4 separate regions of the Homo sapiens genome follow, and regions 2, 3 and 4 are each linked to region 1. The links are chromatin contacts, found by Hi-C or POLR2A ChIA-PET in ENCODE. All regions are on one chromosome and are shown on one strand. Each heading gives the region's core, a stretch centred on a gene start or an enhancer-like site at or near the end of the contact. The rest is flanking DNA. Distances are from core to core; before and after follow the strand shown.

Region 1 (7,406 bases), core at 2,415-4,914:
CTCACTCATGGCTAATAATATAGTGCCAGTCTAGCTCCTTTCCCTGGAGGAGGGCGTCACAGCTCCATTGCCTCCTTTATGTTTACTCTGAAGTTAGTCAAAAAGAACTTACGCTCTTGCAAAGAACTGTCTGGTAACAACTGATCCGCTCCAGAAAAATCAAACCTGTTGACGTGTACTCCATTTTGTCCTAGCTCCTCCCAGTGCCTCTACAACACTGAAGAGTATCCCTTACCCTAACCCCATGGCCAAACAAGAAAAGGTTAAGTAGGCTTACACATTCTGGGACCAACAGGTCAGAAGTTTTACTCTCATAATATAAAATGCCATGTTCTGAGAACAGCCTTCTAGGCCAGTGTGAGCCTAAAAGCTCCAGTGAGGAAGGAGAAAAATAAAAGGGTCAAAAAGAGGCAAAGCAGAGATGTAAATAAAGCCTTTCAAAGAGTGCATTTGCTATCACAAATGGTGCTTCTTTTAGGACACAGCCCAAGCAATATTGCCTGCTTATTACCCCAAATGAAACATGAAGAATCTATCACAAAGGAGAACTTGACAAATAGTTACCTGTTTCTTAAATGACTTACCCACTCTTCCATAACACCCAGAAGGGAGCGCTATCTGAATGTCCGTTTTCACAACAGCTTTCTCCATAGGTGGTATTGTGTAATCATAGGCACTAAGAAAATATTGAAAGAAAATAACTGCAAATCTATTTATAAAATTGTTTTTATATTTTCTTTGTGACCAAGCATACAAAATTACTTTCAGTGTATTTAATGAATTAATGCAACTTTAGTTTCTAAAATCAACCTTGCTATGATGAATTACCAATTCATCTTAAAAGTTTATGAAGAAGGTAGAGGTGGCTATTTTATTATTAAAAAGACAGCTTTAGATAAAATAATTCTCCATGAATATTTTTGGTGGTGTGAAGAGATGTCAACATTGTAAATGTTTGCCCCTGAACAAAAGTTTATTGGAAACTGAGGTACTTATCAGCGTGAAAGGGCAGAAAGGCAAACTTTCAAAAGGTGGATGCTTTACAACCATAGTTTGAAAAGGAAAAAAATGAAGAAAGAACAAAGAAAAAAGGCCAAATACTACTAATAATACTAGCTATCATTGATTAAGCCTTTACTGTGTGCCAGGAACAGTTCTAATTGGTTTACATATATTAACCCATTTTATTCTCACAATGATCTGTGTGATTAGGGAAAATATGCAGAAGGAAAGGAGAAAAACGGGTGGACAAAATAAGAGATAAAGAACTGTGTTGTATCTGTCAGGCAGGGCTTGGTAGTTTACCAAGCTTAGGCTATGAATTTCCTGGCTGAGGGAGACAGCTGATCACCGTGAACGGCCCCTGGAGATGGACCTTGCTTAGGAACAGAATTCCTCTAAAGTCCACATAGCAAATGCTGCTACTCTTGATATTACTGTGGCCCTCTCCTGGGTAGAAATTTAAGAGATTTTACAATGAGCAGAACCGGAAGTTTACTTTGGAGACCTTAATTAACTCTGGTAAAGCAGTACTACCCCTTCTTTCACTGAAATCCCTCTTTAAACAGTTAAGCCCTAATTTATTGCTGATCCATTATTTCCATGTCAATTTCAGTATACAGAAAGTCACCTGTGTTTATTAGGAGTCTACTTAAGGTATCTTAAATCAAGGACTCCCCTAGGACTCAAGAAAGTGCTCCAAAATATACTTTGGAAAGGTCTAGTCAAACTATATCACTCTACTTTTATTCATCAAAATTAAGAGACTGTAGTTTTTCCAGCTACAATTGTCCATACCTACTTTCCTTTTCCTTTTTTTTCTGTTGCTATCATCAGGCACTACTTTCTCTTCTCCTGTGCTTAGACTAATAGTTCTCATGTTTGAATTATCTGAGATACTTTAAAATAAATCCCAATGCTTGGGATTTAGTATAAAATCTCCTTCCCTCTCAGCATTACTTTTCTCCTACCTTAATGGTTCTAAGAACTGGGCACAGTAGTCAGATGAAAAAAAAAAAGCCCAAAATTCGGGATAAAAAATTATATCATCTTCAAGCCTCTGGGGAAATCAATTCAGCTCTTCACAAACTCCTGCCTGTGTAAAAAGTAACACTTATCTAGTTAAGGATTGTTGTGAGGACTAAATACAACAGCATACGGAAAGTTTTTAGTACAGGTAAAACGTGCTGTAGAGATGAAAGTGTGGTAGATTACAGGCAGCTCTGCCTTTCGTTTTCAGATGCCTTCTCAAATTCCGCCCTGGGCCGGATGAATGTATAGAAAATAACTTTTTAAGGCAGATGCATCTTCGTTCATCCTTCTTAGGTATTTTCACGCTCACATCTAGGCTCTCACCTTGGTTTTTCTATTGAGCACAGCATCACCCTCGGGCCACTCGAAAGCCACCATGGGCCTTCCTCTCTATCTTCTATTTAGGAAGGGCACAATAAACGTTGCAAAGTAACGCCTTGCTAGACACCGTATAGCTATTTTACTTATTCTGCAGTCTTTGCCCAAATCTCTATTTAATTTATGCCAAAGATGAAAGCTAAAATTTTAAACACGAAAAAGGCAGAAATCCTATTTATAGCTAGTGTGTTCCTGTGATCTCTCCGGTGACTGTTTCTAGCTGTGGCAGCGGACGGCCGGCCCTTCCCAGCCTCCTCGCCGGCAGGTCCCCGCTCACCTGTACAGGTCGTAGCCCGCGGCGCGCGCGGAGCCCCGGGTGGGGGCCGTGGCGTGCTCGGAGAGCCGGGCAAAGCGGAGCTGCATGCCGCCCACCTCCGCAGGCCGGGCCCGCTTACTGGGTGAAATGGCGGGTGTCTCTTCAGAGCAGGGCATGGCAGAGCCAGAAGGCGAGCGAGGAGACCACCGGGGGAAGAGGAGAGCGCACGATGAGCGTCGCCGCAGGGAGCGCGCCAAAACCGAAATTTCCCGCCAGCCCCGCCCCACCCACCGCCCCTCCCCGGGACGAGTCCACAGTTCTGGCTGAGAGGGGAGGCGGGATTCACATTTTGGGTTTGAAGCCCTTCTCGGAAAGCAGGTTTGGGATGGGAAACTACTGGGTCCCAGTCAACTTTCCACATTCAGCGCGTGGGGCCAACTTTGAAGGGGAGCTTCTAGGGCGTCGCCCTCACACACTAGAAAGCCGCCCCCTCGCCAGGGGACCCTAATGGACCACCCCACCCCCCCCGCCCCCCGCGCGCAGAAGGACCGCTCGCCACCCTACTTCCCCCACAGCCTCAAGCCGCGTGGATTCCTTCCAGACGGCCGGAGCCCCTCCCCCGCCTTTCCTACCCGGCCCCGGCGCCGGGCTTCCCCCCGCCTTAGGAAGCTCGCCCTTCCAGCCAGCGGCCCCGACTGTACTGGCTCCGCGGCAGCCTTGGCTCAGGCGGCCAGCGCTGGACAGCGGCCGGGGAATCCCGTGCTGCGCGGCGCGGCCGAGGGGCGGGCCTGGCCCGGAGAGTACCGCGGCTTCGGCCCTCTGCCGTGCGCCTCGCGCGTTTTGCATCGCTGAGCGAAGCAGAGACGTAAGGAAATGGTAGCAGAGCGCGGGGCGAGGGCAGAGGGGAGTCATTTCCCCCAGAGTTTGGGCTGGTTGGGTCCTCGGCACCTCCGGACGTGCGCCAGGCTTCCACCCTGAAGACGCGCCCGTCCTGGGAACATGACCTCGGAAGCAGTCGCAGCCGCCGCCGGACGAGGGGCGTGGAGAGGCGGTGCCCCGGCAGCCCAGGGATGGCGCAGGCCCTGGGGCCCCAGGAAGACGGCGCCGTTGGCGTCTTGAGTCTTGCTGCCGCCTCTGGCTGCCTAGCCCTCTTGCTTTCGCTCTTCTTGTTTGCTCTGGCCCCCATTTTTCCGAGAGTGTACGCCAGGCCCGGGCCCTGCTCCTGGACTGATTTACCTGGGGCGGCACCGCCCGCAGCCATGACTCCCGGGCTCTGAGTTTAGCGGCGCCCTAAGCGCCGGAACCGCATCTCGGCGCCGGTGACAGTTATTGCGCCCGGGGCCGCTCCCCAAGCTGTGGGCAAGACACCGCGCCCGATTTCCTTTCAGCACCGAGTGTCAGACGTTGTAGTGTTTATTCGACCGGAGGCAGGGAGGGCGCTACTATCCTATCACAGGTTTGGGATAACCCAACAGAAACGCAGTGGGAACCCCTTGGCTAGGAGTCGAACAAGGATCCCGGGTCGTGGTAGTATAGTTTACAGTGGGGGATAAAGCAGTAACTTTCTAGATAGTTGTTAATAATTTTTTCTGAGCTGCAAGTATCTCCTTATTTCTCACAAAAATCTGCGAGCTGAATTGAATGGTTTTGAATTTTCAAAATTAAAAAAGCTGTGGGGCAGTTTTAGAGTATTATTGGGGAAATTTTACATTCGTTGCTATGCCTTTCCATACAGGCCCCCCCTTTTCGGTCTCCTTAACTGGTTCGTCTTCGTAGTTGGAATTCCTTTGCATGAGGCTATGGAATATACACTACCTTCTCTGGACGTTAACTATTAGCTACAGCTTGAGGACTCCCAAATTTATGCCTTTAGCAACACGATCCGAGCCCTGCAACTTTTCGACCTCATTTTGAGCCAACATTATTTTGCTCCCTTATTTTGTTGAAGTACTTTCTCCAGTTATTTACTTAAAATGTTCACATGAGAGACATACTATTTGATTCCTTGCTTGTACTAAGATGTAATGATTGTAACGACTTCATTTTCCTAGACCCAGATAAAAGTCTCGCTTCATTCATGAAACTTTTTACAATCAGTAGTGACCTCTGCCCCATCTTATCTCTTTTAACACTTACTATATCATTCATTAGTCGTTAGCCATATACTTTCATTGTGTAATCTTCTGATGTATATGCATTTTATCTCTCACATGAATTAGAGTCATAAACTTTTATGAATTCTTCAAAGCACTTACTTCAGTGTTTACACAAAAGTTACTTGTTTGGCTTATTACAATATCTAACACCAAGCAGGTTACCTTCTATTTTTTGTTGTTAATCTGTATACATAAAGTGTTTATTGTTACTTTTCAGCTGAGTTTATTTTAGACTAAAAGAGAAACGGCCATAATCTAACTGGCAAAAAGTAATAGGATTCTGAGCCAGTAAGCATTTAATAGAACGTTCTTTATGACAATAGAAATATAACTTGTTATGAACATACACCTTAAATGCAAGATACTGCAGTTAAGAACTAAACATGTTTCAACCATAATTTACTTCATAGTTTTTGTTTTTTTTTTTGAGACAGAGCCTTGCTGGAGTGCAATGGCTCGATCTCGGCTCACCCCAACCTCCTCCCAGGTTCAAGCAATTCTCCTCCTCAGCCTTCCAAGTAGCTGGAATTACAGGCATGCGCCACCACGCCTGGCTAATTTTGTATTTTTAGTAGAGATGGGGTTTCTCCATGTTGGTCAGGCTGGTCTCGAACTCCCGACCTCAGGTGATCCGCCCACCTCGGCCTCCCAAAGTGCTGGGATTACAGGCGTGAGCCACCGCACCCTGCCCTTCATGGTGTTTTCTTTATCAGACTATAGTTATCCTATCAGTCATGCTGATTAATTCAATTACCTAAGTCTAGTGCCAATTTGAACCTTCTGAAAATGCAAGTCAGTACTTGAAAAGCATGGTTGTTTTTCCTATCTTTGCCATTTTGGGGATTTCTCTCTCATTTTAACAAAGATACACATTGTTACTACTTTATGTCAGGTGTATTCTAAGTGCTTTAAAAAATATTAACTCGAGGCCAGGCGTGGTGGCTCACACCTATAATCCCAGCACTTTGGGAGGCTGAGGCGGGCGGATCACCTGAGGTCGGGAGTTCGAGACCAGCCTGACCAACATGGAGAAACCCCGTCTCTACTAAAACTACAAAATTAGCCGCATGTGATGGCACATTCATGTAATCCCAGCTACTCGGGAGGCTGAGGCAGGAGAATCGCTTGAACTCGGGAGGCGGAAGTTGCGGTGAGCTGAGATTGCGCCATTGCACTCCAGCCTGGGCAACAAGAGCAAAACGACGTCGCAAAAAAAAAAAAAAAAAAAAAATTGGCTGGGTGCAGTGGCTCACACCTGTAATCCCAGCACTTTGGGAGGTCAAGGTGGGAGGATTGCTTCAGCTCAGGAGTTCGAGACCAGCCTGGGCAACGTAGGCAGACCCCATCTCTACAAAACATATACAAAATTAGCCAGGCATGGTGGGTGGCAGGCACATGTAGCCCTAGCTACTCAGGAGGCAGAGGTGGGAGGATCACTTGAGCACAGGAGTTGGGAGGCTGCAGACAGTTATTATCATGCCACTGCATTCCAGTCTGGGCAACAGAGTGAGACCCTGTCTCAAAAAAAAAAACTCGTTTAATCATGACAACTAGAGGAAACAAATTCTTTATCCCCATTTTACAGATGAGGATACCAAAGCACAGAGTGATTAAATAACTTACCCAAGATCACACAGATCACAACTAGAAGGAGGTTAAACCACAATTCAGATAGTCTGGCCTCAGAACCCTTGCGTTTAGCCACTGTGCGCTGTAGATTTATATGTCCCCTGTTGAGTCTATGGTAACTCTTTTGCAGTTGTTGATGTTGAGACAAGGTCTTACTCTGTCACCAAGGCTGGAGTACAGGTGGTCCTTCCACCCCAGCCTTCCAGATAGCTGGGACTACAGGCACGTGCAACCACGCCTGGCTAATTTTTCGTACATTTTGTAGAGATGCAATTTCACCATGTTGCCCATGGCGGGTCTCTTGAACTCCTGGGCTCAAGCAATCCGCCTTTCTTGGCCTGCCCAAGTGCTAGGATTACAGGCATCAGCCACTGTGCCTGGCCTTGTGGTAACTTAATACTGACCTTGCTACTGGCTGTGTTTCCAGGTCTGGGAGAGATGTTTGTAGTAAATAAGCCAAGCATTCTTAATTTCACAGTTGATCATACCATCCTTCTTGAAACACTTCCTCCCATTTCACTGGCTGTCTCCTCAGTCTCCTTGGCTCCTCTTCCCTTCTCAACCTGTTATTGCTCACGATAAAAACCCTTGGAGTCTTACTTACCTCCTCTTTCTATCTTAGGTCTTCCCTTACCTAAAAATAGTCTCCTCCTAGGCAGCATCTAATGCTTTACCCTGTTGGGTTTTTCTGCATAGTATATATTGCTATGTAAAATTACATGTATATTCACTTGACTCGTTAGCTGTTTGTTTCCTCCACTATCATATAACCTTCATGATGGATTTAAACCTATCTTAATTTGGGTTTCAGATGTTCCTTTTTAAAACCTTTTCCTGCCTTCTGTGAAATTTACTAAATGTTTTTTATTTCACCTTTCCCCTCTAATTTAGATGTTTTACTCTTTAGTTTTATTATTTTAAATAAATTAAAACATACAGTGTCTAAAATATAAAAT
Region 2 (7,406 bases), core at 2,692-5,191, 2.9 Mb after region 1:
TATTATATTCCTGCCCAAAATGCAAAACCTGAATTGAATCATGAAGAAACATTAGTCAAACCCAAACTGACGAATATTCCACAGAATAACTGACTCTTAAAAAGTTATGTTTTCATAGAAGAAAGCCTGAAGTATGATTCTAGATTAAGGCCTATTTAGGTTAAGTACAAGTATTATGTCTGCGTTAATTTTCTCAGCTTGATCATCATACTGTGGTTAAGGTCCTTGTTTTTCAGAAATATACACTTACGTTTTCGCGGGTAAAGGGGCATCATGGATGTAGTATATGCTCAAATATTTCATTATATATATGTATATATATAAGGAAATACACATGAAGAGAGAATGATAAAGCAAATGTGGCAAATGTTACATTTGGAGAATCTAGGAGAAGGGTATATGGAAACTCTTTGTACTATTTTTGTAACTTCTAAGTCTGAAATTGCCTCAAAATAAAAAAATTCAAATTAAAAAAACTCTTTGATTCTTCTGGGGCCACACTATTTCTTGGCTGCTCTGGGCTTCAGCACTAGGGAGTTACTATAAGAGTAGGGAACAAATTCACTCAGTAGACCCAGAGGACTCAGCCCTTTATCCCCACCCTCAATCATATACTATTTATATAGAGTTGAGATGTAAAATGTATAAGCAACAGCTGTGGAAGCTATCAAATGTTCTAAGGAAAATGTACTCACCGCTTTTTTTTAACCCCCAAATTAATCTGTTACAATAATAGATTAACATAGATGTTCATAAATTAACACTTCTTACCTTCTCACTATGAAGGAGGGCATGCATGGCAGCCTCCCTACAGAGTGCTGTCAGGTCGGCACCAACATAGCCAACTGTCATTTCTGCAAGAAGGCCCAAATCAACATGACTGGAGATGGGCATCTTCGAGGTAATCACTTGCAGAATTTCCTTTCTTTGTTTAAGTGTGGGAGTCCCAATGACCACCTATATGCAAAGCAAAACAAAAAAAAGAAGAAGAAGTATATAGTTTAAAATATATTATTTTTAAAGTTGATCTCATGGATGGAGGTAGACAGCAGAATGATAGCAACCAGACACTGGGAAGGGTTGGGGGTGAGGGGATGAAGACAGGTTGGCTCATGGGTACAAACATACAGTTAGGTAGAAGGAATATGTGTAATGTTTGATAGTGTAGTAGGGTGACTATAGTTAACAATAATTTCTCGTATATTTCAAAATAGCTACTAGAGAGAATCTGAAATATTCCCAACACTCAGATAAGAAATGATAAATGTTTGAGGTGATGGATATCCTAAGCACCCTGATTTGATAATTACAAATTGTATGCATGTACCAAAATATCACATGTACCCCAAAACATGCACAATTATGTATCAATAAAAATAGATCAATTAAAAAAGAATTACTTCCAAAAAAATTTTATATATGTGTGTGTATACATATATATATTTTTTTTTTCTTTTTTTTTTTTTTTTGAGACACAGTTTCACTCTGCTGCCCAGTCTGGAGTGCAGCGGGCACCATCTCAGCTCACTGCAACCTCCACCTCCTGGTTCAAGTGATTCTGGTGCCTCAGCCTCCAGAGTAGCTAGAACTACAGGCATGTGCCACCATGCCCGGCTTATTTTTTGTATTTTTAGCAGAGACGGGGTTTCACCATCTTGGCCAGGCTGGTCTCGAACTCCTGACCTCAGGTGATCCACCCACCTCAGCCTCCCAAAGTATTGAGATTGCAGGCGTGAGCCACCGCGCCCGGCCAAAATAATAATATGTTTTTTATCCTGACAAACATGTACGACAATTTAGTGAACCACTTTGGAACTAGTACCGTGCACTTTACGTATACTTTAGATTCTGAATATACGAAAATCCTAATATTCCAGAGGAGTAACACTGGCTAGAAAGTTGCACAATGAAAATTCTATGTCATTTAACAAGTTTTTGTTATTTTTAAGAACACACAAAGTTCTAGAAGCCAGGTATAGATAGCTAGGTCCCTGCCCTTAAGGACACAGGTACTAGATAGTGCAAGGAAGAAATCCACTCAAGTCCTGAACTAACTGAGCTAAAAGTGTGTAATTATCATTTCTCTTTTGAATCCTATCACAAAATAGAAATATCAGTCACTAAATTTCAAACTGTTCTTTAGAATTCAAGTCAATTTAGGACCAAAGCTTAAAATAGGACAGCTCTGAATATTCAACCTCCCTGACAACTCAGGGAGCAGTTGTGGGTACCTCCTCAATTGTGGAATAGGATGCTGGTGTTATGACAAGGAATGAATAAATCCAGAAGAGTTAATGCCTGCTTCCATTTAGTTCTTCCCCACCTTCTCCCTTTTTATTTCAACACACTTACTTCTTGAGGCTATCCTTCTTTAAATTCTCATTCCAAAAAATGAGTTTAACACGCTTGTAGGTGACCAAAATTCTCTTAAGAATTAACATTACTGATTATAGGACCTGCACAACAAAATTAATCTGTAATGGACACCTCGCTTCCCAAAACAATTAGACTCTGGGGAAACAGGTCCTGACTCTCAGATCCTGACTCACAGGTCCTGACAATTTGACTCTGGGGAAATACAGGTCCTGACTCACAGATCATATATCGGCAGAGAACGTGTTCTCTGCATTGCAAAGAGCCCCAACTCCAACCTCACCGATGCTCAAACCTAAGAGGCAAACGCCTCCGGGGCAGCCAAATGGCGCCAGAAGCGGCCGAGGTTCCACCGACAGTGGGCAAACCCGCCAAGCCCATTCACCTCTCGGTCAAATCTCCCGGGCCTACGCAGCGCTGGGTCTAGAGCGTCCGGCCGGTTAGTGGCTCCCACAACCACGACCTCGCGGTCCCCACTGGCGCCGTCCAGCAGCGTCAACACCTGGGCCACTACGCGGCTCTCGGGTGCTCGACTGCCCCGCTGGGGACACAAGGCGTCCATCTCGTCCAGGAAGAGGAGGCTGGGTCCGCGGCTGGCCAGTTCCCGGGCGCGCTGGAAGACCCGCCGCACGTTCTCCTCGGTCTCCCCAGGCCGGGAACCCTGCAGCGCCGGGGCGCTGACTGCCAGCAGCTCCGCGCCCGCCTCGCGCGCCACGGCCCGCACCAGCTGGGTCTTGCCCACTCCGGGGGGCCCCGCCAGGAGCACCCCGCGAGGCACCGCTAAGCCCAGCGCGGTCAGGGCGCGCGGGTAGCGGAGCGGGAGGCGGAGGAGCTCCCGCAGCGAGTCGGCCGCCTCCGAAAGACCTCCCAGGGGCACCTCGGGCTGCGGCTGGGCTTCCGACGGAGGCTCCCCGCCAAGGCTGACGCGGGTACGAGGGGTGACCAGCCCAGCGGGATCGGGACTGGGCGTCCCGCCGACGATGTGCAAGGCAGCCACCAGGCCAGGAGCGCCTGGCGGAGCGACCACCACGTGGCCCAGGGAGATCGGTCGGTTTCTCAGCAGCTCCTGTGCCGCCTCCAGCACCGCGGCTGTATTCCGGGCACCGGGCGCGCCTGCCCGCTCTCGCAACACCGGCCACACGGCGACGCGCCGCAGGGGCGGACAGGGCACTAGGAGGAGGCGATTCAGGCTGAGACTCCTCCGGGATCTCGACGCCCCGACCGCCGCCCCGGGGCTCGCGCACAGCGGGTCCAGCTGCACAAAGCCGTCCGCTCCGTCCCGCCGAGGCCAGGCAGTGCAGAGGCAGGAGCCGCCGTCGGGTAGCGAGATCTTCACTGCCGAGCCCAAGCGCGCGCCCAGGGCGTGGAGGGCGGCCGGGCCCAGGCGGCAGCGCTGGGTGCCCCGGTCTCTAGCGTCTAAGGGTAGCAGCTTTAAGAGCGGCCCTTCAGGGAAGGGATCCGAGTCCGGAGCCATCGCACACAGATGAACCAGGCAGACGAAACCAGATTAGGAAACCCACCCGGCCCACAAAAAGCGGAACACCGAGCTCGCAGGCCGGAAGCAGATTGCGCGCATGCGCTAGGGCAGACTGCGTTGCTAGCAGCTGAGTGAAGGCCGAAAGGGCCAATGGAAACGTTAGACGACGCTCGGGCCTCTGGGTAGAGCGTTGGTGTCCGCTTTCGTGAAATCGAGTTGCCTAACCCAGAGCTTTCCCGAGATGGTCTTCGTTACAGGTGTCTGGGAGGCGGCTTAAGCTCACTTCACTAGGTCATTAAGCATGTACTTTGGTGGTTACATATATCTTGGAAGTCACCGGCTTTACATTCTGTTTTCCTGGCCTTCGAACTGGAGCATCAGTACTACCGCCGTTGGAATAGCAACCTAGAGACTTTGCTATTTTGTGAAGAAACTCTAACTATCCGCATGGGCACAGAATTTTGGGTGCTCTGGTGCAAATGTCTCAGGTGACTTGGCGTAACTGAGAATACAGCCTTGGGACCTTCGGTAATCGGGGTTCCAATCTGGGAGGTCCAGGCACAACCCTTCCTATGGGAAAGTACCAGCATAGTGGGAGGGAAGCACACGGTAGCGCTTAAAATCCCTTGTAGAGAGGAAAGAAGGAAAACTAGGCTACCTGATGGATTTGTAGCACACCAACAGTACATTTGTTCTGATTTCTGATATTCTTTTGAATATTCTTTGGCAACAAGTTAATCACTAAAGTTCATGCGATCAATGCTTACTGTCTAATTGGGGCACAACAGTACTAAGTCCTGTATTAGAGGCGATACCTATCTACGTTATTAAGACAACTGCCTGCTATTTTTTTTTTCCAGCTGCTTTCTGCCTTTCCCTTTCGCACAGGGAATTCCTTTTTATCAGCTGGAATACATTTTCTATCCCTCTTAATTGCCGTTAAAAAAGAACTACAGATACTCAAAGACAAGAAGATATACCTTGTTTTTATTTGACTTACATCTTCCTACCTCTATTTTCCCCACTTTCACTGCAACCCAAATTTGTGAGTTGACAAAACTGATATTTTAGAGTGCTTAAGTTGCTGGGAAGTTTTTTTTTTCTATCTATGCAAATAATCAATTACAGACTGTGTAGTAATATCTTATCAATGGGAAGTACTGTCAGATCTGGGATCTTAAGACCCATGCCAGTTCCTGATCTCATTCTGTCCAAACTTCATGGCAGACATGACAGACTTCTTGACTTGACAGTAACTTACCTGGTCTCAGCTGTACTTGTCTGCTTAAATCGATTCTGGAACAATTTAGGAATCAGAAAATAGCAGGAGGAGGTCTTGAAATGGATAAGTCACCCATTACTTCCTGTTTTCTTTTTTCCTCTTAATCCCATTGGCTTCAGTTCTTTTTGGTTTGGGGACTTTTAAATAACAGCTTTGCATTTTTTGAAATAAAAAAAAAGCCATCGTTTTTACCGACCCCTAAAGGTGTGAATTACATGCCTATCAAGTTATTTTATCAGAAGCCTGTACCTCATCGAGTTCCTTCTATTCAGCTCCAAGAAGCTTTAAGGATCTGGGAGAGGGAAAGAAGACTTACTGAGGACAGGATAACTGTCTTAAATATGTAAAGGGATCTCATGTAAAAGAGTTAGTAGATTTACTTATATTTACAGTGCAGAAATGGCCAAGAAGTAAAGGTTTAATGGAGTGGAATAACCAAAGCCAAAACAGGGAGCCAATAAAGTTAAATCGGCCTCAAAATTTTCTGAATTGGTTTAAAACAGAGGCACAAACTATGCTATTAGGAATATGATGAGAAGGAAACTACATGTTGCTTTTGGTTGGTCTAAGAGGTTGATTTTATACAAGGTCAAACAAGAACCCTCTGACCTTATAGAATCCATATGCACAGGAAATATTATTTCACTTCACTCTTTCTCTAAAAGATCCAGTCTTTACCATAGGTTGCAAACAAAAGCAACAAGGAATTCTGTTACTGGGCCTTCAGCTCTTATCCACTCACTCTGAGCAAAACTATAAATGTCTTTCCCAATCATCCAGTAAAATCCATTCTGTCCCTTTAGGTCTAACCATTTGCAACACTATGATTTCAGCCATCTGAACATCCATATTTATCATGCCATTCAATGACATAATCTCCTTGTGATAAACCATTCTTTTTATTTTTAAAATTTTATTTATTTTTTAGACAGTCTTGCTCTGTCACCCAGTCTTGAGTGCAATGGCAGGATCTCAGCTCACTGCAACATCTGTTTCCCAAGTTCAAGCAATTCTCCTGCCTCAGGCTCCCAAGTAGCTGGGATTACAGGTGCCTACCACCACGCCTGGCTAACTTTTGGATTTTTAGTAGAGATAGGGTTTTACCCTGTTGGCCAGGCTGGTCTCGAACTCCAGGCCTCAAGTGATCCACCTGCCTCAGCCTCCCAAAGTGCTGAGATTACAGGCATGAGCCACTGCACCTGGCCTCCTTGTGGTAAACCATTCTAATGGGAGTTGTGTGGCTCTTTTGCTTAGTTGTTTTTAATCTGACCAGAAATTTGTTAATTCTATGAATTGAAGAACATCAATTAAAGCACTAGAATTGAACCACTAGAGGGAGTCCAGAACCAACTAAGCCTGAAGGCTACAGGATTGTTAGGACGTTGGTGTTCTCAACTGTGGTTTCCACTCAATTTTCCCAGGATTCACACCTAGGTGTATGAAGCCATCTGTTGTCTCTATATATTATCTGGCTTAGTCTGTTCAGGCTGCTGTAACAAAATACTACGAACGAGGTAGCTTATAAATGACAGCAATTTATTTTTTACAGTTCTGGAGGCTGGGAAGTCAAAGACAAGGCACTGGCAGATTCCATGACTGGTAAGGGCCCCCTGTCTAGAGACAGCTCATTGTACCTGCACATGGTGGAAGGGACTAGCTAGCTCCCTCATGTTTCTTTTATAAGCACACTAATCCCATTCATGAGGGCTCCACTCTCGTGACCTAATCACCTCCCAAAAGGCCCTGACTCCTACTACCATCATCTCAAGGGTTAAAATTTCAACAAATGAATTTTGTGGAGGACACAAACACTGAGACCCTAGCAGTAACTGACTTATTTTCACATAATTTTTCACAAGCCTCAAGCTGTGTAAAACTCAGTTTCTAAGTTAAAATTTAATTTTTGTGTTAAGTATAAAAATGAGACTGTTCCTAAATCCAAAATTTAGTGGTAGGTCAAAATCCAAACCGATGGAATTCATCTTGCTATAGCCTAGAAACATTTCTAGCTTTAAATTGTTTCAAATAGCTTTGCCAAACAAAATCTTTTGTGAGATTTTCCCGAAAAGGTACATGTGACAAATGGTTTCTCTTTATGTCCTTTGTTACATTCAAGGTTACAATCTGTCTAATTTTTAATTAACTATAAAAATTCTTAATTAACTGTAAGTCTATAATTCAAAAGAAATAATTGGAATCTGTTTCTTTAGGATAATGATCATGCAATATTTTTGTCCCTTCAGCATATTATATATGTATATAAAAATATATTCC
Region 3 (7,406 bases), core at 1,523-4,022, 2.4 Mb before region 1:
ATGATGAAACCCCGTCTCTACTAAAAATACAAAAATTAGCTGGGTGTGTTGGTGGGCACCTGTATTTCCAGCTACTTGGGAGGCTGAGGTAGGAGAATCGCTTGAACCTGGGAGGCGGGGGTTGCAGTGAGATGAGATCATACCATTGCACTCCAGCCTGGGCAACAGGAGTGAAACTCCATCTCAAAACAAAAAGAAAAGGAGGGGGTGGGGAACCTGGCTTGCTGTGGGCAACTAGAAAGTATGAAAATAGTCCAGAATTGATAGGCAGCAGATGAGGCAGTTCTTACCTCACTGTGCCCCTAAGCTTCAGACCAACCCACATAGCCATTGACAGCAGATATTTGCACTTGGATATCCTAAAAGCATTTCAAACCCACTTCCAAAAGTATTCCCCCCGACCCATTTATCCCATCAACCCCCACCTACTTCGCCTTTGGCACCCAACTCAATAAATAGCCGAGGGCAAGAACCCGGGAATCATACCTCTCCCTTTATCTCCATGTCTTCAAAGTTACCAAATTCTGCTACAAGTCTTTTAGATCCATCTCCTCCTCCCTATTTCTTCTGCCACAGTTCAAGCCCTCAGTGTCCCTGGATTTTGTTACTACAGATGTCTAACAGGTGTCCTGGCTTCCACTTCTTGACCTGTTTCAACACGTCTGCTGCCCTGCCAGCCACCATAGAGAGCTTTCTAAAACAGAAAGTGTATGTCATTGCCCTATTTATTATTCATTTGTTCTCTACCCCTGGCAGGACAAAGCCCAAAGTCACAAACAGTCCCAATGTATTTATGATTTTGCCTCTGGCCTCTTCTCACATGTCATCTTTCACCACTCATAACTTCAGCCAAGCCCAAGTTTTGCAGTTCCTTCAATGCCACCTTTGGCTTTGACACTAATGGCTCACTCTTCCTGGAAGTGCCCCCCTTCTTCTACCCTTTGCCTGGCTAAAATTAACTCACCCAGACTCAGCTCAGGCTGGTATTTTTCCTGGCACCCCTTTTATAACTCCTTTTGATACTTCCATAACATCTTGTGCAAACAAGAGTCACTACTCACCCTGAACTGTGTTTGCTCACACATCTGTGTCCCTCGTTAAACTATGAGCTGTGGGGTGGCAGGCACACTGTCCTATTCAGCATTTGATATTAAATATTCATCCAACAAATATCTGAGGACCTACTATATGCCAAATACTGTAGATGTAAAGGGTATAGCAGTCAACAAAGCAAAGACACCCCTTGCTATGAAGTGGGAGGTGGCATAAATAAATGAACCTATACATAGAATGAAAAGTGCTGTGCAGATAATTAAAATAAACAATAATATGAAAGTGACTGGACAGGCCGGGTGCGGTGGCTCATGCCTGTAATCCCAACACTTTGGGAGGCCAAAGCGGGTGGATCACCTGAGGTCGAGAGTTTGAGACCAGCCTGACCAACATGGTGAAACCCCGTCTCTACTAAAAATACAAAATTAGCCGGGTGTGGTGGCACGCGCCTGTAATCCCAGCTACTGGGGAGGCTGAGGCAGGAGAATTGCTTGAACCTGGGAGGCGGAGGTTGCAGTGTGCCGAGATTGCACCATCGCACTCCGGCCTGGGCAAGAAAAGCGAAACTCCGTCTCAAAAAAAAAAAAAAAAAAAAAAGAGAAAGGAAAAGAAAAGAAAGTGACTGGACAGGTACTTTAGATTGGGTATGTCAGGAAGTCCCGTCTGGGGAAGCGACATTGAAGCTGATAAGTGAATGTCAACAAGGCAGGCATTCTGAGCTTTGGAGAGAAGAGCACTCCAGCAGGGAGGACTACCAGAGCAAAGTCCGGGCGGCCCACCAGAGCAAAGGCCGGGAGGGCCAAAGGTCCGTGCGCCTTAAAGTGTGGGAAAGTAGTGAAGATGGGGAGACAGGAAGGCAGGGGCCAGATTTACCTTTGCAGGCTAGAGTAGAGTTTTGATTTTTTTTTTTTTTTTTTTTTGGAGACCGAGTCTCGCTCTGTCGCCCAGGTTGGAGTGCAGTGGCACAATCTCGGCTCACTGCAACCTCCGCCTACCCGGTTCAAGCGATTCTACTGCCTCCGCCTCCCGAGTAGCTGGGACGACAGGTGCGTGCCACCACGCCCAGCTAATTTTTTGTATTTTTAGTACAGACTTGGTTCCACCATGTTGGCCAGGATGGTCTCGATTTCTTGACCTTGTGATCCGCCCACCTCGGCCATCCAAATGCTGGTATTACAGGTGTGAGCCATCACACCCGGCCAAGTTTTTATTTTATTCCAAGTGTGATAGAGAGAGACATGATCTGACTTATATGTTTTGAAAGATGGCTCTGGGACTGTTATGTGGCTACTGGGCTGTCCGGAGGGGAAACTGAGACCCGTTTGGAGGAGAGGGAAGTTGGTGGCCTGGATAGAGTGGTGGCAGCAGTTCTGGAGAAAGTGGATGGATCTGGGTTATGTGGTGAGTCAGAGTGGCCAGGAACAAATGACAGGCAGATGAATTAGGGTGACCCTTAGATTTCTGGCTGCATGCAACACTCGGGTAGTTACTGGGGAACCGAGCAGACGCTCAGACACTTCCGAGCCTTGAGAAATCCGTTCTCCCGCCAGGCTTCGGTGTGAGTTAAAGTCGGGCAGCCGGAAAGCGACAGGCTCAGACCCGCAGCCGGTGGCCTCGTAGCGCCGGGACGCCGGGACGCCTGGATACCGGGAGAGCGCTGGGACTCTCCGAGCCCGGCGCGGGGGTTTCCGCATCTTACGGGCGGGGCCGGAAGAGGAAGTCGCGCTGCTGTGGCGGCCGCTGTAGCAGCGGCGGTCCAGTCGTAGCCCGGCCGCCCGCGCCTGTCCGGTCCGGTCCGGCCACGGAGGCAGCGCAGCGGCGGGACTCCGAGCCTACCCCGCCGAGTGAGCTGCGCCGCACCGTGCCGTCCCACCCGGCACCCACCAGTCCGATGGGGCCGCAGCGGCGGCTGTCCCCTGCCGGGGCCGCCCTACTCTGGGGCTTCCTGCTCCAGCTGGTAAGGGGGCGGGAAGGCGCGCAGGCCTCCCAGGGGCTGGGCGGGGCCGGGGCCAAGGCCGGGGCTCCCTTCCCCTACTCCTCGCCCGGCCTCCCCTCTGCCCGCACCTCCGCGGCCTGCTCTCGCACTCCTCTTTCCTCCCCTCCTCTTTCCATTACTCATCTCTTTCCTTCCACCCTCCTCTTTTCCACCCTCTTTCCCCCAACTTTCCCGCCCCCCACTCGGTTCCCGCCCATTGAAGTCTGGCGAAATACCTACCGCAAAAAGATCAGAGGAGCCCCTTAGGTTGCGTTGACCTTGATGCTTCTCGATAGTTGCTCACTGTCCCAGCATATTTAAAATTGACCTCTGGGTTTTATTGTCTAAGCCTTTCTTACCGCTTTTTACCCTTGGGAAGAAAAAAAAATTATACAAGGCGCCAGTATGTTTAGCGGTTCGAGGACTGCACTTTAATTGCACTAACACGGATGTCTTTTTAAAATTCCCTTCCCCCACTGTAGCTCCTGCTTCGCCTTAGGGCTCATTTGATTCTGTTATGAGGGTTTTTTTTTTTTGGAGGGGGGGTTTTAATAGCAGTAATTTAAAATAACTTTTAAAAGAAGACACCAAAATGTAATGCTTTTAGTGGTTTTCAGTTTTCTGCCTAATTTAAAGGGATGGGTGGGGAGCGTCGGTTAAATGTAAGTAAGAAATATGTGTTCATAGATTTGTTTTCATAGTCACAGAGAAGTAATAGTGTTTTAAAATTCAGCCTCAAGTAATTCGAGCTTCAGTGTGGGAGTGGGGTGTCAGGAACCCGGTGTTTCAGTTTTTGTTTCTAGTGACTTTTACTTAGGGAGTTTCAGGTTGGAAACTTACGCATGTTATTTATTACAGAATTGGTGTCGTGTAAGCTTGTTTCGTTCTATTAGAATGTGTGATTTCTTTGAAAGACTGTTTTGCTGACTCTCCAGTTTAAGGGGTTAGTATTAGTGAATACAAAAGTGTCTTTAATATTTATTGAAAAACCAAAATCTAAGCCAAAAAGTAAGTGCCTTTTGGTGTATTCATAACTTTGACAGGCAACATCAGGAACCTGAGAGAATGTATCTAAAAATTGCTGGGGGAGGGGAGTTCGATATAAAAAGAGCAACAAAGTAGCAGTGTTAGTCGGAGTCTTTAAGGTGTTTACTGTGTAATCAGACAGATAATACTTATGTCCAAAAGATATTCAGATAGTATGTAGATGTATGCAAAACTATAACCTAGATATAAAACTTTTCAAAGTGTTTTTGCATTCATTTTCATTTGAATCTCTTGAGCTGATTTTAAGAATGAATATCACATTCGTACTAATCCCTTCTCAACATAAATTAATAGCTTAGTGATACATCAGTTCCTCATAAACTCACATTGAAATTCTTATTAAAGGCCCTGAGCCCTCTCACCAGAAAACTCTACTTAAGTAGACTTGTCATTTGATTTCATAGCCTTCACAAATCTAAAGATCATCCCTGTTCTAAATTGTATCTAGGCTGTCTCCCACGTTCTGGATTTTAGGCCTTTTTTTGTTGTTGTTTTTGTTTTTTTCGAGACGGAGTCTCACTCTGTCGCCCAGGCTGGAGTGCAGTGGCGCGATCTCGGCTCACTGCAACCTCCGCCTCCCAGGTTCAAGCAATTCTCCTGCCTCAGCCTCCCGAGTAGCTGGGATCACAGGCAAGCACCACCATGCCCAGCTAATTTTTGTATTTTTAGTAGAGATGGGGGTTTCACTATGTTGGTCAGGCTGGTCTCGAACTCCTGACCTCGTGATCCACCCTCCTCGGCCTCCCAAAGTGCTGGGATTACAGGCGTGAGCCACCATGCCCGGCGATTTTAGGCCTTTTATATTGCACCTATGTGCTTTGTTGTACCTCACCATGGTAATCTCGGGTTCTATATTCCTCGGTTCTAGGGTTGTTGTGAAGATTAAGTAACATTTTTCTACACTGCAAATGTTTGGTGTGCATCTTATTATATGGGATGTAATGTCCTGATGACTGAATAAACTGACAATATCTGTTTAAATTGTAAGGATCTTTTTTCGATACCAGCTAGTATCACTGATTTTTCTATTTCTTGTTGATTTCTTTATGGATTTGTTTTCTTCTTGGTTCCTCCTTCCTTTAATTTCCTGAGATGTTCTTTCTCATTCCTTTCGTGTTCTGAGAACTTGGGTAGATCTGGTTTCCTTTTCCTCAGCTGGAGTTCTTTCTCCTTTCTGGATACCTAGTTCCTTTCCTCCAACTCTGTCTGAAGTCTTCTACCATTTTCTCCCTGAAGCCCTTTGTTTATTCCTCTTCCCTAATTTTACAGCTCTAGGTAGCCTTTCTGAGTTCCTTTGATTAGTGATGCCAGCTCAATCATTTCATTTCTCCTCTCTGGGCTCTTGAAACTGGCACTACTTGTCCGGGCGTGGTGGCTCACGCCTGTCATCCCAGCACTTTGAGAGGTCCAGGTGGGTGGATCACAAGGTCAGGAGTTTGAGACCAGCCTGGCCAATATGGTGAAACCCCGTCTCTACTAAAAAAAAATACAAAAAAAAAAAAATTAGCCGGGCGTGGTGGTGCGTGCCTGTTATCCCAGCTACTTGGGAGGCTGAGGCGGAAGAATTGCTTGAACCCGGGAGGCAGAGGTTGCAGTAAGCCAAGATCGTGCCACTGCACTCCAGCCTGTGTGACAGAGCGAGACTCCATCTCAAAAAAAAAAAAAAAGAAAAGAAAAAAAGAAACTGGCACTGCTTCCCCTTAGTCATGTAATAACAGGGCCAACATCCTCATCTATAATGGAAGCAGCACGTAGTCTTCAGAAACCACTGGCACATCCATCTAGAAGAGGCAGAGGATTTAGTATTGGAAAGGCCCTTAAAGATCATTTGCCTACCCTCCTCATCTTGTCATCTTCACATCAGAGTGACCTCACTGTGTATTTTGAACTGAAGCTACAGCACATCTGGCTGTTTTAATATTTTTTAAACCCATTAGGTCTAGAAATTAAATGAGCGCCTAGCAGGTAGTTAGCTGTGTCTTGACCTTGCCATAAGTACATTTTATTTTTTGGGTTTTTGTTTTTTTTTTTTTTTGAGATGGAGTCTTGCTCTGTCGTCCAGGCTGGAGTGCAGTGGTGCGATCTCAGCTCACTGCAGCCTCCACCTCCTGGGTTCAAGTGATTCTCCTGCCTCAGCCTCCCAAGTACCTGGGATTACAGGTGCCTGCCACCACACCTGGCTAATTTTTGTAATTTTAGTAGAGATGGGGTTTCACCATGTTGCCCAGGCTGGTCTCGAACTCCTGACCTCAGGTGATCTTCCTGCCTTGGCCTCCCAAAGTGCTGGGATTACAGACATGAGTCACCATGCCTGGCTGCCATAATTACATTTTGCACCTCTCCTTCCCCAGTTCAACCTCGACCCTGGGTCACAATGGTCAGAACTTTATTTCTCAGTGTGGACGCAGTCATGGGATTCTGTTTCAAAGACAATGGATATTGTTTATGCTGGCTCTCTTTTTTTTTTTGTTGAGATGGAGTCTTGCTCTGTAGCCTAGGCTGGATTGCAGTGGCCTTATCTCGGCTCACTGCAACCTCTGCCTCCTGGGTTCTAGCAATTCTCCTGCCTCAGTCTCCCGAGTAGGATTACAGGTGCACGTCGTGATGCCCGGCTAATTTTTTGTATTTTAGAAGAAACGGGGTTTCACTGTGTTGCCCAGGCTGGTCTTGAACTCCTGAGCTCAGGCAATCCACCCACCTCGGCCTCCCAAAGTGCTAGGATTACAGGCGTGAGCCACCGCTCTTGGCCCTGGCTCTTTTTATTTTATTTATTATTATTATTTTTTGAGATGGAGTTTCACTCTTGTTGCCCAGGCTGAAGTGCAATGGTGCGATCCCAGCTCATCACAACCTCTGCTTCCCGGGTACAAGCAATTCTCCTGCCTCAGCCTCCCCAGTGGCTGGGATTACAAGCATGCACCACCACGCCCAGCTAATTTTGTATTTTTAGTAGAGACGGGGGTTTCTCCACATTGGTCAGGCTACTCTCGAACTACTGACCTCAGGTGATCTGCCTGCCTCATCCTCCCAAAGTGTGGGGTTGCAGGTGTGAGCCACCGTGCCCGGCAGCTCTGTCTTTTTAAATTGCTTCAAAGTTCTTTGAAGAATCCTGAGTCTTCCTCATAGTGTCTTTAAAAGTTCTGTTTTGGAGGATTGCTTGAGGCTAGGAGTTTCAGACCAGCCTGGTCAACATAGCAAGACCCCACCTCTACAAAAAATTAAAAAATTAGCTGAGCATGGTGGCTTGTGTCTCTAGTCCCAGCTACGTGGGAGGCTGAGGTAGGAGGACCACTTAAGCTCAAGAGTTTGAGGTTGCAGTTAGCTATGATCA
Region 4 (7,406 bases), core at 2,013-4,512, 2.4 Mb before region 1:
ACAGAGTGAGATTCCATCTCGAAAAAAAAAAATCAAGAGACTCTTTATTATTATTTTTTATTTCTTTATTTTGAGACAGGGTCTTGCTCTGTCACCCAGGCTGGAGTACAGTGGCATGATCTTGCTCACCACAGCCTCAACCTTTTGGGCTCAAACAATCCTCCTGCCTCAGCCTCCGAGTAGCTGGGACTACAGGCACGCACAGCCACACTGGGCTAATTTTTCTAGTTTTTTTGTAGAGACAGTGTTTCACCATGTTGCCCAGACTGCATCATTTTATTCTCATAATATTTTGCTTAGCATTTTAAACAGCATAGTAGTAAGTGTTGAAATGTTGTAACTAGGCAAGGACAAGGAGGAGAATTAGTATGTGATCTAGTGAGAGTGAAAAATAGACATGCCATTGACCAAAATGGAAACAAAACCCTTCTGGAAAAAAGGTGTAAGAACATTTAACAAACATGTTCTGAAGCACTGAATTTATCAATCTTGTCATCACCGAACACTGACTATAACTGCTCCTGACATATTCTTAGACACTGAATATAAATATATATATTTCAAGATTTATTATTTATTTATTTATTTTTGAGACGGAGTCTTGCTCTTTCGCCCAGGCCGGACTGCAGTGGCGCTATCTCAGCTCACTGCAAGCTCCGCCTCCCGGGTTCACGCCATTCTGCTGCCTCAGCCTCCCGAGTAGCTGGGACTACAGGCGCCCGCCACTGCGCCCGGCTAATTTTTTGTATTTTTAGTAGAGACGGGGTTTCACAGTATTAGCCAGGATGGTCTCGATCTCCTGACCTTGTGATCTGCCCGCCTCGGCCTCCCAAAGTGCTGGGATTACTGGCGTGATATTTTTTTAAGAGACGTGGTCTTGCTACGTAGTCCAGGCTTGAGTGCGGTGGCTATACACAGGCACTATCCAACTACTGATCAGCAGGAATTCTGACCTGCTCAATTTCTGTCCTGGGTTGATTCACCCCTCCTTAGGCAATCTGGTGGTCCCTTGCTCCCAGGAAGTCACTACGTTGATGCTGAACTTAGCACAGCCACCCAATCCGCATAGCACACTACAGCCCAGAACTGGGCTCACATGAGCCTTCTGCCTCAACCTCTGGAGTAGCTGGGAATACAGACATGGGCCACTGTGCCTGACTCAATACATATTTTTTGAATGAATAAATTCATTCTCCAGAATTGATTGCTGATTGAAAGTCAGCATCTGTGAATTTCAAGGCTGGTTGATCACTTGAAAATTAAGGAATTTATTTTGATTAGTTCAATTAAGGATAAATCCTGTTCCCCATTTCTTTTCTTTTTCTTTTTTTTTTTTTTTTTTTGAGACGAAGTCCTGCTCTTGTCCCCCAGGCTGGAGTGAGATGGCGCGATCTCGGCTCACTGCAACCTCTGCCTCCTGGGTTCAAGCGATTCTTCTGCCTCGGCCCCCCGAGTAGCTGTGATTACAGGCGCCTGCCACCATGCCCAGCTAATTTTTGTATTTTTAGTAGAGACGGGGTTTCACCGTGTTGGCCAGGCTGGTCTAGAACTCCTGACCTCAGGTGATCCACCCGCCTCGGCCTCCCAAAGTGCTGGGATTACAAGCATGAGCCACCGCGCCCACCCAATCCTGTTCCCCATTTCTAACTCTAAATTTTCCAATTTACCAAAGAGTTCTGGCAAGTGCCAAGGAGCTCATCTTGTTTCATTTCTACACCATCCAACTAAGGAGCGAAGCATTCGTGAGTACAAAAAGACCAGAGTTACAAAGTTCTAACGAAACAAAGCACTCTAATCTCATTTTATTTTGATTTTCCAGTTTGTCTGCCTCTACCTTCTAGATTATAAACTCCCTACAGGCAGGAAATGTGTAGGCCCAACTGAAATCCAGAAGATAAACATTTATTGACTGCATGCATAAATTAGTCAAGATGCCTTCCCCAAGGCTGACAATTTAGTGTGACACATATATTAAAACATTTTTAAGTCTTGGTTCTGCTGGACCTGCCAGATGGGGAAGAAATACACAATACCTGAAGATTGTTCACAAGCTGGGGGAACCAGTGGGTGGATTAGTTTTTTTTCTGAGAGAAGATCCTACTTCAGTGAATTGTGGGTCATAATGTTTGAGAGGCAATAATTATGCTGAATGAAAGAAGTTAGACGGAAAAAAAAGGTGCGTGCTGTATGATTCCCGTATATAAAACTTTAGCATGTGCAAACTTATCTGTACTGAAAGTAGATCTGTAGTTGATAAGGGACGTGATGGAGAGGGACGAGATGAAGGGATTATGAAGGGGGGGGAGGAAACTTAGAGGTGAATACGTTCATTTGATTATGGTGATTTCATGGGTGCACAGGTATGTCAAAACTTATCAAATTGGACATTTAAATACGTGCAGTTTGTCATGTCAATTATTTTAAAATAAAGTCGTTTTTAAAAAAGAGATAAGACAGTCAGATCCCTGAGGGTCAGATTGAGGAACTCTCGAAGACTTCAGGAGCAGAAAGATGTTAAAGCAGTTTTAAGAAAATTAAACTGATTGTGGTCTTCCCAGTAGATAAGGAATAACATTTAGTAAACCATTGCTAATAGCCAAACCTTGGCATGTGTGACAGCAAAATAAATGGAAAGGTGGATAGGTACATATTACATCAAGGGAACAACCCAGTTTTTGGTGCAGAAGGTGTGGTGTATGCGTGTATGTGGGTGAGTATCTCTGGAGGGAAAAAGACAGTCCCATAGTTAAACAAAGAAGAATATTTACCGGCAGCAACAGGAGAGGCTAGAGAAAGAACATGATTGGGGTAAAAAGATGATTCTGCATTTTGGACGAGGAGAGAGTAACATTTAAAGCCTCTACTCGCTCTGAAGCACACAGAGTGTGTTGCGACACTCGAGTTTGCTGGAGCGAGTCGGCACAGGCCAGGCCTAGTTAGCGGAATGAGCCCACACAGCAACTCCAGACTGGATCCGCAAGCCTTGAACCTTAACCCTCAACCTCCGATTCCCCAAGTTCCACTCTCGTAGCTGAGGCTGAAGTTTGTCTAAGTCCCGCCTAGGTACCCAACGGAGATACGGCGTGAACACCCCACCACTTTCTGGGAACCCAGAGGCGGTCGGCGTGGCGGCGCGAACCTGCCCAGCGCGTGCGCGCGGCGCGCAGGGAGGCGGCCTGGAATCGAGGGAGCGCGCGCCCTTCACGTGACCCGACCCGCGGGCGGCGACGCACGCGCCGCGCCGCGCCGCTCACGTGGTCCGTCCCCAGCCCCGTCGCCGGCGGAGGCGGGCGCGGGCGCGTCCCTGTGGCCAGTCACCCGGAGGAGTTGGTCGCACAATTATGAAAGACTCGGCTTCTGCTGCTAGCGCCGGAGCTGAGTTAGTTCTGAGAAGGTTTCCCTGGGCGTTCCTTGTCCGGCGGCCTCTGCTGCCGCCTCCGGAGACGCTTCCCGATAGATGGCTACAGGCCGCGGAGGAGGAGGAGGTGGAGTTGCTGCCCTTCCGGAGTCCGCCCCGTGAGGAGAATGGTACTGGACCCACGCAGGCCCGGGCGGGGAATGGTTCTGGGGTTGCGGGCGGTAAAGGAGAGACTTGGCAGGCAAGTGTGTGGGGAGCCGCGTTCCATGCGGCGAAGGACCCTCGAATTGCCTTGAGGCTTCCGGATTTGTCCTCTCGGGACGGGTGTGCAGTTCGTTCTGGGGTGAGGGGCGGGAGCAGGTAGCAAGTTAGAGGCGACACCTCTTCGCGGGAATCCCCTGAGCCGAGACTCGGCTCCCAGCGAGGGCCTCTCCAGGCGGCAGAGGCGCGAGCCCGGGACTACCTGGCTGGGCTCAGCTGAGCGGCCTCAGCGCGCCCGACGCAGGGCTCAGCCTACAAGCTCCGCATCTCCTGGGAGCACGGTCCTCCTGGCGCCAGTTGCTGGCAGATAAGGGAACCAAATGCTCTGCTCAAGTTTTACATGGAAAAAAGGGAGGGAGGGCTAGAAGGGTGCAAAAAGGGGGTAGAGGACACGGGTTTGGAGCAGTGCCTTGTTTGCTGTGCAGCGGATACTCTACAGGTACATTTCCTTTTTGGAACCAAAAGGGAGGGATTTGACAATATTGATGGTAGATCTTTTTTCTTTAGCAAGAATTAAGGATTTTGGTGGGTGGGGGGAGGCTTCTGTGGGGACCAAGACAATGTACTGTCAGTCAGGATTTAAGTCGAACTACCGCATCCCTTGCCCCAGAGAACAGTTGATCGTGTTTTAAACCGAAAGGTGCGGAATGGAGAGAGGGAGGCGGTGCATTGCAGCTTCCGATAGAGCTTTTTATTTTTGGATATCAGGAACCAATTTTGAAGATTTCTTAAGAAAGTCATTTACATCAGGGACATGAAGAGCAAAGTAGGTATTTTTGGTCAGTACTTGAATTTGATAGGCTTTATGCAAACAACTCTCCCTCTGCTGGAGTCTGGCAAGTTTGCTTTTCACTGGACGCTAATTCAAGTGCCATACAAAACTAAAATAAGAGTTTTACTTATAACACAAATGTAGTAATACTTTGAATAAATAATGTGTCTTTCACTATTTTCCACCTTATTCTTTTTTGTTTGTTTGTTTTGAGACAGGGTCTCACTCTGTCGCCCAGGCTGGAGTGAAGTGGCGCGATCTCCGCTCACTGCAACATCCGCCTCCGGGATTCAGGCGATTCTCCTGCCTCAGGCTCCCGAGTAGCTGGGACTGTAGCCACCATGCCCGGCTAATTTTTGCATTTTTAGTAGAGACGGGGTTTCACCATGTTTGGCAGGCTCGTCTCTTAATTCCTGACCTCAGGTGATCCGCCCGCCTCAGCCCCCCAAAGTCCTGGGATTACAGGCGTGAGCCACCGCGCCAGGCCAACATGGGAGATTTCAAACTTGCAAAGATACATTGTAGAATGAACTACCATATACCCATTGGCCAGTTTCAACAGCTTCAACCATGTGAATTTTATTTCTTCTATCATTCCTCAATGGGATAATTTTAAAGCAAATCCCAGACAAATGTCATTTATGGATACTTTATTGTGTTTATGTCTAAAAAGACAAGGACTTTTTAACATAACCACAATATTATTATCATGCCTAAAAATTAATAATTGCTTAGTATCATTAAATATTCAGCATATTTCCCTGATTGTCTCATGTTTTAGTCAGTTGATTTGTTAGAATCAGGTTACAAAGAATTCTGCACATAGCATTTGGTCGGTAACTCTTTCAGTCTCTAGTACCTTCTCTCTTGGGGTGTGGGGGTGTCTTTTACCATTTATTTGTTGAAAGAAACCCATCATTTGCCTTGTAGAATTTCCATCAGTTTGGATTTTGTTGAATGCATCCCTGTAGTGTCATGTAACATGTTTCTTTCTCCTCTGTATTTTTTTTTCTTTTTTCTTTTTGTTTGAGACCGAGTCTCGCTCTGTTGCCCAGGCTGAGTGCAGTGTAGCGATCTCGGCTGACTGCAGCCTCCGCCTCCTGGGTTCAAGTGATTCTCCTGCCTCAGCCTCCCGAGTAGCTGGGACTCCAGGTGCGAGCCACCACACCCGGCTAATTTTTGTATTTTTAGTGGAGATGGGGTTTCGTCATATTGGCCAGGGTGGTCTTGAACTCCTGATGTCCAGTGATCTGGCTGTCTCACCTCCCAAAGTGTTGGGATTACAGGCATGCCCCACTTTGCCCAGCTTCTACTCTTTATTTCCTGTGAACTAGTTAGTAGTTAATCTAAAGACTTGATCAGTAATCGGGCGTGGTAATCCTAGCTACTCAGGAGGCTAAGGCAGGAGAATCGCTTGAACCTGGGAGGTGGAGGTTGCAGTAAGCGGAGATCCTGCCACTGCACTACAGCCTGGGTGACAGAGTGAGACTCTGTCTCAGAAAAAAAAAAAACGACTTAATCAGGTGGGGCGCAGTAATCCCCATACTTTGGGAGGCGGCGACAGGCTGATCCCGGATCACTTGAGGTCAGGAGTTCAAAACTAGCCTGGCCAACATGGTGAAACCCCGTCTCTACTAAAAATTAGCAGGGCGTCGTGATGGGCACCTGTAATCCCAGCTACTCGTGAGGCTGAGGCAGGAGACTCCGTTGAACTTGGAGGCGGAGGTTGCAGTGAGCCAAGATTGCGCCATTCACTCCAGCCTGGGTGAGAGTCTTTCTCAAAAAAAAAAGACTTGATCAGATTCTAGTTTCATACTTTGACAATACTCATAGATAGTACTATGTACTTTCTGTTGCATTACATTAAGAGGCACATACTGTCTTTGTTTTTTGAGAAGGAGTCTTGCACTTGTTTTTTTTGTTGTTGTTGTTTTATTTTGTTTTTTTTGGAACAGAGTCTTGCTCTTGTCACCCAGGCTGGAGTGCCTGGCTTGCTGCAGCCTCTGCCTCCTGGTTCAAGCGATTCTGCTGCCCCAGCCTCCCGAAGCTGGGATTACAGGCGTCCACCACCACACCCGGCTAATTTTTGTATTTTTAGTAGAGACAGGGTTTGCCATGTTGGCCAGGCTGGTCTCAAACTCCTGACCCCAGGTGATCCACCCGCCTCGGCCTCCCAAAGTGTTGGGATTACAGGCGTGAGCCACTGACCCTGGCTTCTTTTTTTTTTTTTAAATGTTAAGATTGACCAGTGGATTCGTGTTGTCTGATGCCTGATCTCTCAGTTGTGAAGTTCCCCATATGTTATTCATGTAGTAGTTTTTGTAGTAGTCATTTAGTTTTTGTCATTGATCTATTATTTCATTCTGGGTTTCCTTTTCTCCTTTCTTTTTGGGAAATCTTTCAACATATAAGTAAATTGCAGTTTTTTTTTTTTAAGTGACTGCCTGTTAAATGTCAAATGCTTTAAGTTTGGTACCTGGGTCAGGGTGCAGTGGCTCATGCTTGTAATCCTAGCACTTTGAGAGACTGAGGCGGGTGGATCCCTTGAGCCCAGGAGTACAAGACTAGCCTGGGAAAGATGGCGAAACCCAGTCTCTACCAAAAAAAATAAAAAAACATTAGCTGGGCATGGTGATGCGCACCTGTGGTCCCAGCTACTTGGGAGGCTGAGGTGGGAGGATGGCTTGAGGTTGCAGTGAGCTGAGATCATGCCACTGCACTCCAGCCTGGGTAACAGAACCAGACCCTGTCTCAAAAAAAAAAAAAAAGTTTGGTACCGGGAAGCAAAATTCAGTGGTTGAGGTTAGTTTAGGACATAAGCATTACTTGACTATGGGGATTTTAACTGAGTCATTTATGTGAATCAGTAAAAAGAACTTAAGATGGGTGTCACTTTTAGATGATGCTTTGCAATTATTAGATTAGTTGAATGTGAATACAGTGTTTGACTTGGAGAATTGGACCTCTTGTACTTTATACAAATATGATTAGTTCTAATTTAAATTGTTAGTTCTT

The links. Hi-C counts contacts between places; a loop is a spot of excess contacts on that map. ChIA-PET counts read pairs that join two places held with the same protein, here RNA polymerase II (POLR2A). Pooled maps may share reads with other maps.
Region 2: a loop to region 1 is called in a pooled map, with 18 times the contacts of the local background. The contact joins the promoter of AFG2B here to the promoter of DUT in region 1. A Hi-C loop is called at or near these places in 1 of 37 single-sample maps with no recorded cell type and 11 of 50 pooled maps. POLR2A ChIA-PET finds 5 or more read pairs at or near these places in 1 of 52 experiments (RWPE1).
Region 3: a map of CD8-positive, alpha-beta T cell shows a loop between it and region 1 (33-fold over the local background). The contact joins the promoter of SPPL2A here to the promoter of DUT in region 1. A Hi-C loop is called at or near these places in 3 of 168 maps with a recorded cell type or tissue (CD4-positive, alpha-beta T cell, CD8-positive, alpha-beta T cell and naive thymus-derived CD4-positive, alpha-beta T cell) and 13 of 50 pooled maps. POLR2A ChIA-PET finds 5 or more read pairs at or near these places in 1 of 52 experiments (OCI-LY7).
Region 4: a map of B cell shows a loop between it and region 1 (12-fold over the local background). The contact joins the promoter of TRPM7 here to the promoter of DUT in region 1. A Hi-C loop is called at or near these places in 2 of 168 maps with a recorded cell type or tissue (B cell and naive thymus-derived CD4-positive, alpha-beta T cell) and 11 of 50 pooled maps. POLR2A ChIA-PET finds 5 or more read pairs at or near these places in 2 of 52 experiments (activated T-cell and naive thymus-derived CD8-positive, alpha-beta T cell).

What each region holds. Positions count from the first base shown.
Region 1 is chr15:48,327,687-48,335,092 of GRCh38, reverse strand. It overlaps DUT (deoxyuridine triphosphatase), which reads right to left and starts at 3,664. Exons shown (of 7, transcript NM_001025248.2): 1 at 3,298-3,664; 2 at 2,687-2,825; 3 at 585-676. The coding sequence starts at 3,577. It overlaps DUT-AS1 (DUT antisense RNA 1), which reads left to right and starts at 3,237. Exons shown (of 3, transcript NR_186809.1): 1 at 3,237-3,530. RefSeq lists enhancers at 2,887-3,181, 3,105-3,629, 3,630-4,156 and silencers at 2,887-3,181, 3,232-3,441, 5,435-5,625.
Region 2 is chr15:45,398,871-45,406,276 of GRCh38, reverse strand. AFG2B (AAA ATPase AFG2B) reads right to left here and starts at 3,941. Exons shown (of 8, transcript NM_024063.3): 1 at 2,759-3,941; 2 at 772-957. The coding sequence starts at 3,847. It also overlaps a transcript of GATM not described here. RefSeq lists silencers at 3,109-3,258, 3,649-3,728 and enhancers at 3,809-3,968, 4,359-4,428, 4,439-4,488.
Region 3 is chr15:50,761,072-50,768,477 of GRCh38, reverse strand. It overlaps SPPL2A (signal peptide peptidase like 2A), which reads left to right and starts at 2,772. Exons shown (of 15, transcript NM_032802.4): 1 at 2,772-3,010. The coding sequence starts at 2,945. RefSeq lists a silencer at 2,738-3,197.
Region 4 is chr15:50,682,653-50,690,058 of GRCh38, reverse strand. TRPM7 (transient receptor potential cation channel subfamily M member 7) reads left to right here and starts at 3,262. Exons shown (of 39, transcript NM_017672.6): 1 at 3,262-3,528. The coding sequence starts at 3,526. It overlaps LOC128092252, which reads left to right and starts at 3,342. Exons shown (of 4, transcript NM_001414947.1): 1 at 3,342-3,528. The coding sequence starts at 3,342. It also overlaps the pseudogene RN7SL354P. RefSeq lists enhancers at 2,871-3,050, 3,361-3,780, 3,310-4,174 and a silencer at 3,141-3,310.